Regions from separate parts of the Homo sapiens genome. Here region 1 is linked to region 2. A link is an interaction called in ENCODE POLR2A ChIA-PET data of the cell type or tissue named here. Cell type or tissue: PC-9. All regions are shown on one strand. Region 1 overlaps SLC22A11 (solute carrier family 22 member 11). Region 2 overlaps NRXN2 (neurexin 2).

Region 1 (5,000 bases), 86 kb before region 2:
ACCCGGAGAAGCTGGGACTTCATTTTTTCTTTAATTTAATTGATTTTTGTTGTGTACCTACTATGTTTCAGGCACTGTCCCGCTTGGGTACACAGAAGGGAGTAAAAGCCTAATGCCATAGAGTTTACCCCCCAATAAGACTTGACCGCCATTTTGCCCCAAGCTCCGAGTACATACCCACTTCACCACATGGCACTGCTTTTCTTTGGATTATTCTAGGAAATCAACAGCAGCCCAGGGCAACCGGCAAGAGGCCGTCACTGTGGAAAGTACCTCGCTCTAGAAATTGTGCCTGCATGGAGCCCCTTTAGTCAAAGACTCCTGGAAAGGAGTTGCCTCTTCTCCAATCAGAGCGTGGAGGCGAGTTGGGCGACTTCAAGGGCCTGGCATGGCAGAGGCCAGGCAGCCGTGGCCGAGTGGACAGCGTGGCCGTCTGCTGTGGCTGAAGGCAGCTTCCACAGCTCACTCCTCTTCTCCCTGCCCTGATCAGATTCCCCACCTTACCCGGGCCCTACAGGAGCCTGTGCAGATGGCCATGCCCAACCAATAACGAGACGGTTCCCCTCCCTTTCCCTGCCAGGCTCATGTCTTTACACCTTCACTCAGCCACGCCAACCAGAGACTGGGTTCCAATCTCACCCCACCACATACAGAGCCCTCATCTGTGAAATGAGAATGATCACGTGACCCACCCCCCAGGGCAGGTATCAGGGTGAACTGATCTTAGCACCGGCCAAATAAATGGAACCTGCTGAGAGAGCTGCCAGATACAGGTGTCCAGGTTGTGCACTGGCCCGAGGCACGCAGCCAAGGAGGCGTGTGGGGTCTGAAACTCAGCCCCGGCTACACTGGCCCCACCACCCACCCTAGCAAAGGCTGTGTCCTCTCCAAAAAAAGGAGCTGTTTTAATCACTTTTCATTTACTCATCAGTGAGGGAGGGCTTCCAGCCCTATGGTTACGAAGACGGCCAAACACACCACCAAACACCAGACAGAGGAGGCTGGCAGCAGGTTACCACACACGTGCGCAGAGCCCACGAAGATGACGCTGCACTGAGGCATGGGGCGGGGTGCACTGAGGATCCGAGCGAGCAGCCAGGGCTGCAGGAAGGCAGCTTTGGAGCACAAAGGGGGTGGGGCAACTCCTGGCTTCTGCGGGAAGGTGTAATCAGCTTGTTTCATCATGCTGCAGGCTGGCGAGAAACGGAGCCTTACAAGCGTAGGGATAAGAGGAACCCCTCTTGGTCCCCTCGATGAGGGTTGTTGGGCCGGGGAGCCTCATCCACAGGGCGGAGTGAAAGGGGAGAAGGGGAGCTCACAGGCAGGCCTGCCAAGGCCTTCTGGCTTTGCCAGATGTCAAGGGCAGCACCTAATACTGAACCTTAACTTTCGGCTTTCAACCAAACGGCACCCTTTTGCTGTTTGTTTTCTGGAGGGGACACCTTTTCTTGATTCATGCCCAGACCTCCCTTGTCCAGGCCATGAAAACTCTGGGATGGTCGAGGCCGGCTGCCCATCTCAGATGGGCAAGGAAGCAAAAGTGCAGAGTGGTGGAGGGGCCAGCTTGCAGAAACACGGCCGAACCCGGCCCTGATCCTAGCCCAGGGCTCTTTCCAGCACAGGAGGCTCCTAGCCCTCGTCTCCAACCCTCCATGCCACTGATATCTGTGGCCCTGCCACAAAGTTACCCTCATGCCCTTCCCTGGAGACCCCACTCTGGGCCACCTCAATCTCAGGCCCCTCAACTCACCTCTTTCACCCTGTGTACACTGGGTCAATCACTCCTGCCTCCTCACAGCTCCCAAATCCACCTACTTCCCTTCACTCTGGCTACACCCTGGTTCACACCACGGTTGTAGCTCCAAACTGGTCCCTGATGTCTACATTGCACTCTGCACAACAGCCACCATGCTTATTAAGAAACGCAATCCAAACCAAATCCCTCCCTGCTGAAAGCCCTCCAGTGGCTCACAATAAGGATCACACTTCTCCCCCTGCCTGGTCAGGCAGCCATGGGACCCCAGCCTTTCCTCCCACTTCGGTAAATTTTAAAGGATTCGGATCATACAAAGAATGTTCTTGAACCAGCATGGAATTAAATTAGAAATCAATTATGGAAAGAGATATAGAAAACCTCTTCAAACTATACAACACACTTCTAAGTAACCCACGGGTCAAAGAGGGAATCTCAAAGGAAATGAGAAAAGATTTTGAACTGAGTGAAAATGAAAAAATGGCATATCAAAATTTGTGAGATGAAGCTAAAGTAATGATTATGGGGAAATTGATATCATTAAACACTAACATTAGAAGAGAAGAACGTTCCAAATCAAATACCTCAGCTTTCACCTGGAAAGTAGCAAAAGAAGAGTTTATTAAACTTATAGTAAGCAGAAGAAATAATACACAAGAGAAATCAGAGAATTGAAAAAACAATAAAGAAAATTAGCGAAACCTACAGGTGGTTCTTTAAGATCAATACAATTTACAAACCTCTAGACTTACTGATCAAGAAAAAAAGAGGCCGGGTGCGGTGGCTCACGCCTATAATCCCAACACTGTGGGAGGCTGAGGTGGGCGGGTCACTTGAGGTCAGAAGTTCAAGACCAGTCTGGCCAACGTGGTGAAGCCCCATCTCCACTAAAAATACAAAAATTAGCCCGGTGTGGTGGTGCGTGCCTGTAATTCCAACTACTCAGGAGGCTGAGGCAGGAGAATCACTGGAACCTAGGAGGCGGAGGTTGCAATGAGCCGAGATCACACCACTGCACTCTAGCCTGGGTGACAGAACAAGACTCCGAATCAAAAAAAAAAAAAAAAAAAAAAGGAAAAAAGAAAAAAAGAGAAAAGACACCCACTACAAATCTAGGACTACGAATCCGAACATTAAAACGATAATAAGGGAATATTCTGAGCAATATTTTACCAAAAACTTTGAACACTTTAACAATTTTTTTGAGGAACACAAACTACCAAAGCTCACTCAAGAAGATGTAGGTAACTTTATTAGCCCTAAATCTATTTTAAAATTGAACTTATGTTTTAAAACTTTCCCACAGAGAAAATTCCAGGCCCAAATGGCTTCACTGGTGAATTCTGACAAATATTTAAGCAGGAAATAATAGCAATTCTATGCAAAACCTTCCAGAAAATTGAAAATGAGGTAACACTTCCCAATTCGTTCTGTTTCCCTGAAACCAGAAAAAGACATTACAAGAAAATAAAGCTATAAACAAATATCCCTTATGGATATAAACATAAAAATTCTTAAGGAACATTTAGCAAGTTGAATCCAACTATGCATGTATATATATTTACATATGTGTGTGTAGTTTTATATTTTATATATAGGTGTGTGTGTGCATATATATATATATATATAGAGAGAGAGAGAGAGAGAGAGTGCAATACATCATGACCAAGTGGACTTTATCCCATGAATACAAAGTTAGTTTTACATTTAAAATCAAGGTTAACAAACCAAATTATGAACAAGCCAAAACAGAAAAGCCATATGTCATCCAAATAAACAAAGAAAGATCGTTTGACAAAATTCAACAGCCATTCCTGATCATTAATATTCAGCAAACCAAGAATTCAAGGCACCTTTTCCAGCCCGATCAAGGCCATCCATGCCCTAGATGGGCACCCTGTTATCCCAGAGGTGCCATCATGCTTATGGTAAAGGCTGCTTTCCCCTTCCGATCAGGAATGAGGCTAGGACATCCACTCTCACAGTTTGTATTCAACATTGCTCCTAGTCAGTGAGATAAGGTGAGCAAAATAAGTAAAAGGCATACACATTGGAAAGGAAGACACGAAACTCTCTTTATTTGCAGATGACATAATTGTCTATGTAGAAAATCCTAAGGAATCAACAAAAATACTACTGGAACTAATAAATGAGTTTAGTAAGGTCAATATACAAACACCTATTGTATTTCTGTATACAAGTGACTACCAGAAATTGAACATTTTAACACGATACCGTTTAATAACAGCATGGAAAAAATGTGACACCCAGGGAAAAATTCAATAAAAGAAAGACAAGACCCATGAACTGGAAATTACAGAACTGAGAGGAATTAAAGGGCTAAATACATAGACACATCTTGTTCATGGATTGAAAGACTGGATATTATCAAGATGTCAATTCTCCACAACGTAGTGTTTAGATTCAATGCAATCCCAGTCAAAATGCCAGCAGATTTGCTTTAGATAAATTGACAAGCTCACCCTAACATTTATATGAAAATGCAAAGGGCCTAAATTATCCAACACAATTTTGGAAAAGGACTAAGTTGGAGAACTTTTTTTTAATATAATACAATCAAAAGTTCAGAATAGAGCCATGCATTTATGGTTTAAATTTAATAGATTTTCAATCAAGGTGCCAAATCAATTAAAATGAGGAAAGGATAATCTTTTCTGCAGATGATTCTGGAACAATTGGATAACCATATATAAACAAAGAAAGAAAGAGGGAAAATGAGGCAAGGAGGGAGGGAAAGAAGAAAGGAAGAAAGGAAAGACGGCAGCGGGGAAGGGAGAAACTCAACCCTAACTCACACCATTTCCAAAAATTAACTTTAACTGGATCATAGACCTAAATATAAGAGCTAAAATTATAAAATTTTTTGAAGAAAACAGGAGAAAATCTTGGCAACTTTGGGTTTGGCAAAGATTTCTTAACTAGTACTCAAAAATATGAACTATAAAAAAACATATTGGACTTCATAAACACTAAAAACTTTTGCTTTCCAAAAGACACTGTTACAAAATGAAAAGGCAAGCCACGAACTTGGAGAAAATATTGGAAAAATCTGTATCTAACAAAGGACTTCTACCTAGAAAATGTAAAGAACATTTACAACGCACAAATCAAATGACAGTCCAATTGTAAAAGGCAAAAGGTTTGAACAGATGCATCGCCAGAGAGGATACATAGGTAGCCAATAAGCCCAAGAAAAGATGATCGACATCACTAGGAAAATGCAAAT
Region 2 (5,000 bases):
CTTGAGGCTAGCACTAAGCGATCCCACCTAGTGGTCACCCGCAGCCTCCGCTCCCTCTTCAGGCCCAGCCTGGGGCCTGTTTCAATCCACTGAGTGCCTGTGGAGCTGCAGAGCTGCCTCCTGGAGCAATAGCTTCCCTCTACAGGATAAGATCATGAGGCCAGAGACCAAGCCTCACCAGGCTTCTCTCTCTTCCCCAGTAGTGAGTCCAGCCCAGGCCTGGGGCCTTGGTGTTGCTGCCGGTCTGTGAGGCCCTGCAAGTCCTGGGGAGCAAGCAATGGGGGACAGGAATGGGGCTCTTGAAGTGATTCACGTGGGCCAGGAGGCTGAAGGAGGTGACGCCTTGTGGTTCAGAGATTCTTTACACTGCACTTTTCCCATCAGCTGCACTGACAGCTGGGACCCCATGGGCACACCTAGTAGAGGACAACTCCAGTCTGTCCATGCTATGTGGAAGTGGCCCCCAGGCCTGGCTCCAAACTCAAGTCTCTATTCCAATATGGTTTTGTTTTCCTTCAAGAAGGCTGGGTGGGTCTCTACTATGGGTCTTGCATCTACACAATGGTTTCAATGGTTTCATTCCCATTCTTCCATCTGAGCCTCAAAACCACCACAGACGTAGGCAGAGTGAAGATTCTTATCTCCATTTTAAAGATTAAAAAAAAGAGAGAGAGACTCAGAGATGGGAAATGACTTACCCAACAGTAAAAGATACCAAAGTTAGGCCCCAGGTCTTCTGGCCCGGAGCCCAGAACTCTTCCCATCCCAACCCAAGGCTTGGTGGCTGGGTAGGGGCCACCTGCGTGTCCACAGTGCCTACAGAGGAGGAATCTGTAGACGGATGCATTTGCACCAAGCCTTTGGTCACAGATTGTCAGGAGTCATGCTAGAGATGGCATCTCAGCACACACATGTCTACAGATGGGGGCAGGGGCACAGCCAGGAGTAAGAAATGGGTGGGAGGAGAGTCCTGTTATCTGTCAGTCTGGGAAGCCTATTCTTAACATGATGTGTCTTCCAAGAGGCCACCTTGTTATCTGACTTCTGAGCACTTATGTGGCACAGACAGAAAAGTGTGCCCATGGAGAGGAGAGGGTGGGTCCCAAGGGCCCACAGGATAGGTTTTCCTGACCAAGGACATTGTTTCCTGTCTAATCTTAAGAGACACAATCTTCTTCCCAGGGGCCTAGGACAGTCCAAATAAGCAAAATGCATCTGCCTTCCCTGCAGATCCAAGGCCCCAGATTTTTCCTGCTGTGTCCCCAGCAAGCACAGAGACATGTGTTTAGATGCAGACAACACACATATGCCCAGGCAAAGTAGGGGGGAACTCACACTGGATACACAAATCTGGGCAGACTTGGAAGTACAGAGCCACTTATGGGGTCCTTGGCTGGGGCTATCCTCTTGTGACAGTTTCAGGGATGCAAGGGAGCATTGTGCAGACTTGTGGAGCATTGACTAGAGTGTCTCCCAGCCTGCTTTCCCCTGCAGAGCTGCTGCACACCACCCGCTCTACAGGCTGTGATCGTGGTTAGAAACAGAGCTGAGGGGAACCCTTCAAACAACTCTGAGGCCCTGGCCACCTGCATATCTCCCCACCTCCAGTCCCCACCTCTCTCAGCAAATCTTTGTCCTAGGAATACAAAGGCCAGGTGGCCAAAAGGGGAAAAGGAAAGAACATAGTATAAATACATTTACAAGGCAATGGGTTCCCCAAAGGCCACAGTCTGTCCCACAAATGCCCCGGAGACCAATGTTAGGATGAGACTCCAGATGAGTATTTAAAAGTTCAAAGTTCAGCCAGGCACAGTGGCTCATGCCTGTAATCCCAGCACTTTGGGAGGCCGAGGCGGGTGGATCACGAGGCCAGGAGATCAAGACCAGCGTGGCCAAGATGGTGAAACCCCATCTCTACTAAAAATACAAAAATTAGCCAGGCGTGGTGGCGGGTGCCTGTAATCCCAGCTACTCGGGAGGCTGAGGCAGAGAATCACATGAACCCGGGAGGCAGAGGTTGCAGTGAGCCCAGATCACGCCACTGCACTCCCACCTGGGTGAAAGAGCGAGACTCCATCTCAAAAAACAAAAAAAATGGTCAAAGCTCTGTATTCTCTCCAGTCGAGGATTCTAACCTGCTCAGAAGAGCCCTGCTTCCCCTCTAGGTCCAGGATACAACAAGTGACCCTGATGACCTGCAAGCTTCCTATACGGCTGGTGCTACACCTTTATAAGCTTCTAGAGGCCAGTCTGAAATGGACAGATTTGACCTCAGCCTGAACAGCTTAGGACCTCTCATTCCCAGGGTTCCCCTGCTCTGAAAGCTCCAAAGGGGTGGGGACTGCTTATTCACTGCTGTAGCCCCTGGCTTGAACATACCTAGCATTTATATGGTGTCCCATAAATAGCTGAATGAGTGAACCTGCTGTTTTCTTTTTGCCCTGACTAGGAGAGCTGAAGCCCGTGAGAAGAACCTAACAGGCTCATGGTCTGGCCCTCATGGACACCCCGGGGACCACCAGGTGAAGTGGAGTCAAGGCCTGCTCTCAACCCTGGGCATGGGTGGAGACATGAGTCAGCATGAGTGGCCTGAGGGGGAGGGTCAGCAGCCCTGTCCGAGGCAATGGGAAAAGCACTGAATTTTAAGGCAAATGGCCCAGGTTGAGTCCTGGCTCCTCCCTCTGCCTTCACTAGTTTTGTAATGTTGAACAAGTCAATACATGAATTTCATAATCTATAAAACAGGGACAGTAATGCTTGTTTGGTGATCTAGTGTCTTCACAGGACAGCCATGAGGCTCAAATGTGAAAGCTCATGGCACTAGAAACGGGAAGATGGCACGTCTGTGTGTCCAGTGTACACACATGCACCTCCACACACCAACACACAGACTGCTGTTTAGACTGAGCAGAGCAGTGGGGGGCAGCTGCGTGCATGGACCAGGCCTTCCTCATCTCTGTATCTGCCACCACACTGAGCTCAGGCTTAGCACCCACTAGGCGTCAGCAAGTGCTTCTCAAATGAATGAACCAATGAATGAGCAAGTGGATGAGCCATTGACCAAAAATGAGCTGTGTCATCTGTGTGTGTGCAGGACAGATGCTACCAAGATCCACATGAGTCACCAGGGAGGACAGTTAGCATACCCCAGATACTCTGGGTCTTGCCCCTCACAGTGTCGTCGAGCATGGAATGTCGCCCTACACTGTGCGTCCTCACCAGGGACAGAGCTCTCAGGGTCTCTGACCCAGGCTGGCGCCTCCCCACCTCCAAACTCTGCTGAGGGCACCTCTTGCTGGTGCCACCACCAGCTTCTCCAGACAGAGGCAGGTGTGGGTCAGAGACAAGGCCAGGTGAGGGGTCAGGAAGCACAGGGCAGGGTGGTTACCGAGGTTGACAGTGAGCTTCATCTGCCCCCCATCCAGCTCCAGGCGTAGGGTGTCGGCAGACTCCCTGGAAGTGGTGGCCATCATGAGTCCGTAGGCCCGCTGGGACATGAAACGCAGGGACACATCCTCTGCCTCCGTGTGCATGGCGTTAGGCAGCATGATCTTCATGTACATGGAGCCATCGTAGCTCAGGACCGTGGCCTCTGCCCACAGGAGTTGGGGAAGAGGGAAGGAGAAGACAGGCAGAGGCCAGGGGAGGGAGAAGACCAGAGAATCATTACAAGGGCGAAAAGCCTAGGGCAGGTCTATGAGGGGTTCCCCTAGGAGGAGGTGGCACAGGGATGGAAAGTAGGAGTCACCCTGAGAAGGAGGAGCACAGGGATAGGGAGCAGGGACACCTAGGATGAAGACCAGCCTCACCTCTCTCACAGACCCGCCCAAGAAAGCCGGTCCCGATGCAGTCACAGATGAAGCGGTTCCAGCCTTCTCGACAGACGCCCCCATTGCGACAGGGGGCAGATGCACACTGCTTCAGCGTCTCCCGGGAGCAAAAGGGGGCAACGCCCACAGCCCCCTGAGCCTCAGCCAGGCCCCGGAGGTCTCGGCTACGCCCATCTATGAAGAGGTCCCGCACACAGCCCACGTAGCCTGCCCGGAGTGCTGCTGTCCACACCTCTGGGGGCAGGGGCAGGTCCACCCGGCCCCCCTCAGGGAGACCGCCCAGGTACAGCTCACTCTCCAGGTCCAGAATCTCGCTGTCTCCAGTGGCCAAGAACGGCGTGCTGCGACTATTCACTGAGATGGAGCCTGGGAATCAAGGGAAGGCAGGATGGAGAAAAGCCACAGGCCAGAAAGGGACATCCTGACTCTGCCAAGAAGGCCCCCCACCTTGTGTGGGCCCCTCCACCTTGTGCCCTGCAGCAGGCTCAGGAGGACGAGCAGCAGTCCTGGGCTGGAAGCTCGGCCTCACTCACTGCAAAAACTGCTTGACAAAGGCCCCCAGGCTCAGAGGCTTCTGTGACGCAGCCCCAGCCCAGCTGCAGAATGCTGTGGGCCTCTGTCCATACCCCTCCTCCCCACCTCAGCAAGTCCTCAGAGGATAGGCAGGAAGTGGGCATGCCGAAATCTTGAGCTCGGAAAGGGTTGGATCATTCACTGGGTCATTCCTGCCAGCCAGTTCCTTAGACTGGGAACCGGAAGCAGAGAACCTCAAGGAACAGAAGGGGCTGAAAGATCTTTAATCCAAAGGAGTTTTTTCCCCCCACAAACATTTATTGAGCTTTTATGACTAGATGCCAGGCACCTAGCACTTTAAATATATTATATCACTTAAGTCTCATAATAACTCTACGAAATCAGTCCTTTATGATCCCATTTTGAAATGGTAGACGAGGCTTGCAGAGACTGGGGAACAGTGCCAAAGCGCCACAGTGGGGAAGGAACACAGCCAAAGTATGGTCCCAGCAGCAAGAACTCAGAGCCTGCACTCTCCACCCCTCAGCCAAGAGCCCACTCTGCGGCCAGCAAGGTGCACAAGCAGATTGGCTCCAGGGCCTGCGGGGCAGGACAGCAGTGAGGAGAAAGGAGGTAGGCACAGAATTTTTAGGTAGA

Evidence for each region. Peaks named below come from ENCODE experiments on the same cell type or tissue, not always from the same donor. Only the 100,000 strongest peaks of a DNase experiment are listed, where the experiment ranks them.
Region 1: POLR2A ChIA-PET joins it to region 2 with 8 read pairs; 6 of 35 experiments call an interaction of 5 or more read pairs at or near these places.

The regions. Positions count from the first base shown.
Region 1 is chr11:64,570,760-64,575,759 of GRCh38, forward strand. It overlaps SLC22A11 (solute carrier family 22 member 11), which reads left to right. Exons shown (of 10, transcript NM_018484.4): 10 at 220-2,116. The coding sequence ends at 283. Among named protein-coding and RNA genes, the nearest start is that of SLC22A11, 17 kb to the left of the region's middle. RefSeq lists an enhancer at 545-1,149. In PC-9, no CTCF peak of the experiment used is centred here; no DNase peak of the experiment used is centred here.
Region 2 is chr11:64,656,944-64,661,943 of GRCh38, forward strand. It overlaps NRXN2 (neurexin 2), which reads right to left. Exons shown (of 23, transcript NM_015080.4): 10 at 3,810-4,196; 11 at 3,389-3,592. Among named protein-coding and RNA genes, the nearest start is that of NRXN2-AS1, 16 kb to the left of the region's middle. RefSeq lists enhancers at 1-235, 236-735, 2,086-2,753, 2,546-3,745. In PC-9, no CTCF peak of the experiment used is centred here; a DNase peak (open chromatin) is centred at 3,048; H3K27ac peaks cover 1,432 bases.